2 separate regions of the Homo sapiens genome follow, and region 1 is linked to region 2. The links are chromatin contacts, found by Hi-C or POLR2A ChIA-PET in ENCODE. All regions are on one chromosome and are shown on one strand. The core of a region is the stretch at or near the end of the contact, and the rest is flanking DNA. Distances in the headings are between cores, read along the strand shown.

Region 1 (2,907 bases), core at 87-2,586, 640 kb after region 2:
AAGCATCTGTTGGGCTAATGGAGCCAGAGACATGGTCCAATGTCTCTGATGTCCAGATAGACTTCCAGCAGCCAGGTCGGACTATCTGGGGTTCTGGAACGTTCCATGGGTGAAGCTGTAGGAGGAGATGCTGGACTTCCTGCCTCCACTCACATGAGTCACTGGAGCAATACAAGAAGGCAGACTGGCCTTGGCTACTCACACTGGTCTCAGCTCTGGGGTAGGGCTCTTTATAAGCCTTCTTGAGAAGTGAAAAATGCAAAGTCCTTTCTGTCCCCTCACCACTGACTTGCAAACTCCAGCGAAGGCCTCACCCCTCAGCTGGCCCAGAGCCTCCCAGAAGCCCTCCCTTCGCTTCCCACCTCGCCAGGCCCAGCCAGGCTGGGTGCTGCCTTGGTGGGCCTAGGTGAATCACTGACACACCACTGATGCCTTTGGGGCAGAAGGCAGAGGCCTCGGGAGAAATGCGCAGGCCCCAGCGGCCTGGTGGAGGGTGCAGGGGGCGCAGGGGCAGCCAGGACCGCCGAGGACGCTGGGGGCACGTGGCAAACTGGCTACCCTGTCCACCCGTGAGCAAGACACCACTCCGGGGGCGTGGGAGGGTCCAAGGGAGGGAGAAAGGAAAGTGCCACCAAACTAATGTGGAGCCCTGCCCTCTGCATGCGAAAAGGGGCTCCACGGCCTGAGTCACCCTCAGCCCCACCTGCGTGTGCGCGAGGGTGCGTGGCCTGGTACGCGTGCGCACGGTGTTGGTGAGCGTGTGTGTGCGTGTCCGCTTGAGGGGAATGTGACCGTCGTGTATGCGTCCGCGACAGTGCGGGGGGCCGCATATCGGACCCGTGCGTGTGCGTAGGGGTCGCGTGTGGCCATGGGCACACGGGCGTGCACGCACGGGGGCTGCGTATGCTATGCTGGCGTGGGGGGTGCGGGCGAGGTGGCCGCGGGGAGGAGCGGCGCCAGCACCTCTCGGCCCCCACGCGGCCTGCGTGGCTTTTTGACCCGGAAAGGCGGGGACGCGGGGACGCGCGGCGGCGGGGGCGCGGCGGGGGCGGCGCAGAGCGAGGAGGCCCGCGGGGCGCGCGGCGGGGACGGGAGGGAGGCGGGGGGCGCCCGGGGCCGTCCCCGCCCCGCGCCGCGGCGCCGCCGTTGCTAAGGCCGGGCGGGCGGCCGCCGGGCGCTAGGGCCCTTAGCAACGGGTCGCGGGCGCGCGCGGGGGGCCGGCGGGCGCGTGGGGCCGGCGGCGCTCGCGGGCTCCTGCCGCTCCCACGCGCGCGGGCGGCGGGGGCGGGGCGGCGGGCGCGCCGGGGATTTCCAGCGCGCGAGAGGAAGTGCCTGCGCGGGGCTGCGTGAGGGAGCGAGGGAGCGAGGGAGCGCGGCGCGGCCGCCGCGTGCGCGAGCCGGGGTTGCAGCCCAGCCGGGACTTTCCAGCCGGCGGCAGCCGCGGCGGCCGCCGGCTCTTCCCCGCCCCCCGCCATGGGGCAGCCCGGGGAGCAGAACGCTGCGGACCGCGGCGGAGGACGCGCCCGGCGCCCCTGAGCCGGCCGAGCGGCGACGGACCGCGAGGTAAGGGGCCGCGGCGGGCGGGCGGGCCTCCGGCGCGCGGCCGGGCGCCTCCATCCCCGTCGCCTCCATCCCGCGCCCTGGGCGGCGGGGCCCGGGGGCCTCGGGGCTGCCCGGCGCGGGCCCGGCGCGGCGCAGGCCCGGCCCGTCCCAGCGGCGACGGCGGGGCGCGGCTTCAGCCTGGCCCCGCGCCCCAGCCGGGCTGCCTCCCGCCTCCGGACGCCTCAACTTCGGCAAACTTTGTCCCGGAGGCCGGGCTCGGGGCCCGAGGGGGCCGGGGCGCCCGCACCTTTTCAGGAAACGGGGCGCGCAGGCCTCGCTACGGCCGTGACCCCCGCTGGCGTTGAGGACCCGGCACCCCGCGGGGCCGCGGGTTTCACGCGGGGGGACGGGCGGCTCAGGGGCTGCGTGGCCGAGCGCGCTGCCCGGGCCGGCCGGGGGGGCCCGGGCGTTATTGGAAAGTTGGTCCTGAGTCATTCCGCCTCAGAGGCGCCTCCGACCGCTTGGCGGGCGGCGCGGGGGTCCGGGTATGGGCAGAGGGCGCGAATCCCCCTCGCGCGGCCGCCGAGGGCCGGCGACTCCCGGGGCACCGGGCGGCTCCTGGCCGCGGGCTCTGCGTCTTCCCCGCGGGCGCCAGGCGGCTCTCGGCGGGCTGGCCGGTTCCACGCCGCCAGCCAGCCCCGTGTGGGGACTTCGGTCTAGTATTTGGACCCGAGGAGATAATTCTGTGTGGAAAATTCTCTCCCTTCGGTTGGAAACAGTAACAAACTGGAAACGGATGAGGTGTTATGGACGTGCTTGGAAATGCAAGAAACCTTCAGATTACGAGCTGTTGACGGGACCAGTTGTATTTCACGTTTTTCGAATTAAGCTCAGAATCAGTTTTCAGAATGACATGTGATGCGTGGTGCGTGGTGTGTGTGCCTGTGTGTGTGTATGGATATAATTCATTCATTTTTGTGGCGTCAGAAAGGTTATGTCGAGCGTTGTAGCGGCTTCTTAATTTACATTCACGGCATACAACTGAAGAGGAGCCATTATTTATTTTTTTTCCTAGCATTTGCTGCGACTACACACTGCCGGAGCGTTTGGAAATGTTGTTTGCTGTTACCCTGTATTTGTCTATAAAATTCTTACTGTAGGGAATGGCCAAGTGGACCATCAGTTCGTCCTGAGATCTTCTCATGTCTCTCACGTCTTTGAAAATGGCCTGTGAACAGACTGCATCATATGTAGGATGTCTGGCAAAATAGTGTACAGCGTTCTTTTCTCAAATGAGAGGAAATGTGTACCTTTTCGCCGCGTTGTGACAATGTAAATGTTAAGAATTAGTCTAAAGATGAAAAT
Region 2 (2,761 bases), core at 149-2,648:
GCTTTTTTTTCTTTTTTTTTTCCAACACTACAAAGGCTAAAGATGTTATTATCAAATGTATTACTACATCATTGGCACAGTTTCTATTGGTATCTACTTGCTTTTTAATACGGAAGATGTTTATGATTTACACTCCTCCTACTTTAGAAATTCTCTCCATTCACTTCTTTTGTGCCCCTCCAGATATAATCTGAACTTCCAGGAATAGATCATTCTTGGTGTTACAAATGTTGGCTTCCCCCCTCCCTGGAATTCTATTAGAATGTTTCTGTCACTTTAGAAGCTTTCTTATTCTGGTGTAACATGCCAAGAAACCCAGGTATAAAATAGTGATTGTTGAATCTTACTTTGACACGTGTGCCCGTCCTTATAAATCTAGACCCTGTACATTACATGCATACAACTATCCCTATGGATCTACTAGTAAATAATCTCACAGACTCCACCTGAGGCTTCTGGAAAAAAAAACAATTACCTTAAATTTTATTAAGAGCTCTTCGTAACCTACTGAGCAAGATCAGTGAATCCTAAAAAGATTCAGTCCCCGGTTCCCAAAGCGCTTCCCCGCCCCGTGTTTCTGAACAGCTGGAGAGGACAAACCTCCGCTAAGAAGCGGAGGCCGCCAGTGCTCATCACACGCAGGAATTAGGATATCTGGCTTGAGAACACCTATGCTGTACCACATTCTTCTCTCCCCCTACCCCGCCTGAAATAAAACATAGTGAAGCGTAAATCTTGAGTCCCTTGGTACCTTCTCAGAAACGGCGGCGAGGAGGCTTCAGAGGGGCTTCCTGGGCGGGGATCCAGACGGTCGCGCGGGTATTCAGCACTCTGGGCGGGACAGTCCCTGTCCCGAAGGGAGGGCCCAGGAGGGGTGGAGCCGTCCCCGCCCGAACACGGGGGCATCCGCGCTCCCCGTAGGGTACCCCGCGTGCTGGCTCCGAAGCGGTGGCCGTCGGGGTGGCGCTCTTCCTCCGCTCTTTGGGGTCCCGGCGCCCCTCAGGGCAGGGCGGGAGACCGCTGAGGAGGCACCCTCAAGTTCACCTCAGGCTCATGACACCAGCCCCGCCGCGGTTCCCCCTGACCGGCTTTCCGCTGGCCCTGGCGGCTGCGGAACGGTCAACTAGACCCCACTAGCTGAAGCCGGCATCACCTGGGAAGCAGCCATGCCGCCCGGAGGCCACACCCGGGGGAGGAGCCTGCGGACGCCCAGTCGGGTGGAGCACGCCAGGTGAGCACGCCTGCGCAGTCGGGCCGTAAACAAGCCCACCCCTTCCCTTTGGCCCGCCCTCGCAGGGCTGGCCCGCGGGTGGGAGGGGCGAGAAGGAAGAGGCAGGGGGTGGGGGAAGAGGGAGCACCAGGAACAGCGCCTGCGCGGTGGGCGTGATCCGGGCACTTAGGGCAGGATGAACGCTGCTTTCCAAGATGGCGACGGAGGGAGGAGGGAAGGAGATGAACGAGATTAAGACCCAATTCACCACCCGGGAAGGTCTGTACAAGCTGCTGCCGCACTCGGAGTACAGCCGGCCCAACCGGGTGCCCTTCAACTCGCAGGGATCCAACCCTGTCCGCGTCTCCTTCGTAAACCTCAACGACCAGTCTGGCAACGGCGACCGCCTCTGCTTCAATGTGGGCCGGGAGCTGTACTTCTATATCTACAAGGGGGTCCGCAAGGTACCGACCCGGGCGTCACCGGAGCCAGCCAGCGGCGTAGGCAGAGGCCGGGAGCAGGGCGGTGACAGTGGGGCCAGGGTGACCGAGAGGGGTGGCCGTCGCTCTTACTTTTGAGTGGGCCGGTAACTCCACTGGGGTACTCCTGAGGAGAGGGGATTCAGGAGTAAGGAGGGTGGTGGCGGTGGCGTTTCGAAGGGGTGGGGGCAGTGGAAAGGGACCGTGGGGCGCGGGGGTTCTGGCTGGGAGGCTCCCGGGGGAGCCGGCTGCGTCCCCTCCAGCCTGGTCCATCAGGCTCTGACATGGCCAGGGAGCGGGCCTGCGAGTCCCCGGAAGAGGTGAGGTGGCCGTCTTGTCTGCTTCGATTGCCTCGCCTCCCTGGAGGGTTGGAAGTCTCGCCCTGGGTTAGAGAACAGGGACGCAAGACGGCTTAACAAGATCTCTGTAAGGCGGAACCGGGGCCGGGAAGCGGAGCATTGAGACTAGGTCAGAAAGAACCTGCTCGGCACGCAGGGCTACTCCACCTGCTGCCGCACTGACACTTCCTAGGAGCCTCTCCTGGTGTTAACATTTCTATTTCCAAAAACATCCGCGGGAGGACGGCTGTCACTGTCTCCGCCGTGGGGACCTTCTGAAAGATTGTTAAGGAGAGTCATCTTGTCCCTTGTAGTATGCGAAGGGCTGAGTACTACAGTTGAAATGATGTTTCCAGTGAACTAAGCTGGTTCAGAGGGGTTGTGTGAGAGTGCCCAGATTAATCTTGTCCAACAAGTCAGACTGTGTCCCAAACAGGGAGTGATATGCTTTAAAAGCTGCTTTAAAGGGACCATCCTTCTTGGCGGGCGAGTTACCGGTAATTCTGTGAAACATGTAAGCATCCTTTAAAAGTATCTCTTTAAAAGCAGCCATTTATTAGAGTTTTTCTTTCATTGGCTATGTAACTATGTTTTCACTGAGAATTGCTTATTTTTGAGATTGTAGTCTTTGACTTGATGTCATGGAAGAGTGAGGAAATTAATGCATCCCACAGCACCTCCAAATAGGACAAGGTGATAAAAGATTAAGTCGTAAATGCATGTTAGCATGAAAA

Evidence for each region. Hi-C counts contacts between places; a loop is a spot of excess contacts on that map. ChIA-PET counts read pairs that join two places held with the same protein, here RNA polymerase II (POLR2A). Pooled maps may share reads with other maps.
Region 1: a pooled map shows a loop between it and region 2 (7-fold over the local background). The contact joins the promoter of TRAF3 here to the promoter of WDR20 in region 2. A Hi-C loop is called at or near these places in 4 of 50 pooled maps. POLR2A ChIA-PET finds 5 or more read pairs at or near these places in 2 of 52 experiments (AG04450 and WTC11).

The regions. Positions count from the first base shown.
Region 1 is chr14:102,776,113-102,779,019 of GRCh38, forward strand. TRAF3 (TNF receptor associated factor 3) reads left to right here and starts at 1,337. Exons shown (of 12, transcript NM_145725.3): 1 at 1,337-1,563. RefSeq lists an enhancer at 1-149 and silencers at 860-919, 1,010-1,619, 1,830-1,879, 2,120-2,179.
Region 2 is chr14:102,138,499-102,141,259 of GRCh38, forward strand. It overlaps WDR20 (WD repeat domain 20), which reads left to right and starts at 1,399. Exons shown (of 3, transcript NM_144574.4): 1 at 1,399-1,674. The coding sequence starts at 1,426. It also overlaps a transcript of HSP90AA1 not described here. RefSeq lists a silencer at 639-834 and enhancers at 1,435-1,484, 1,495-1,654.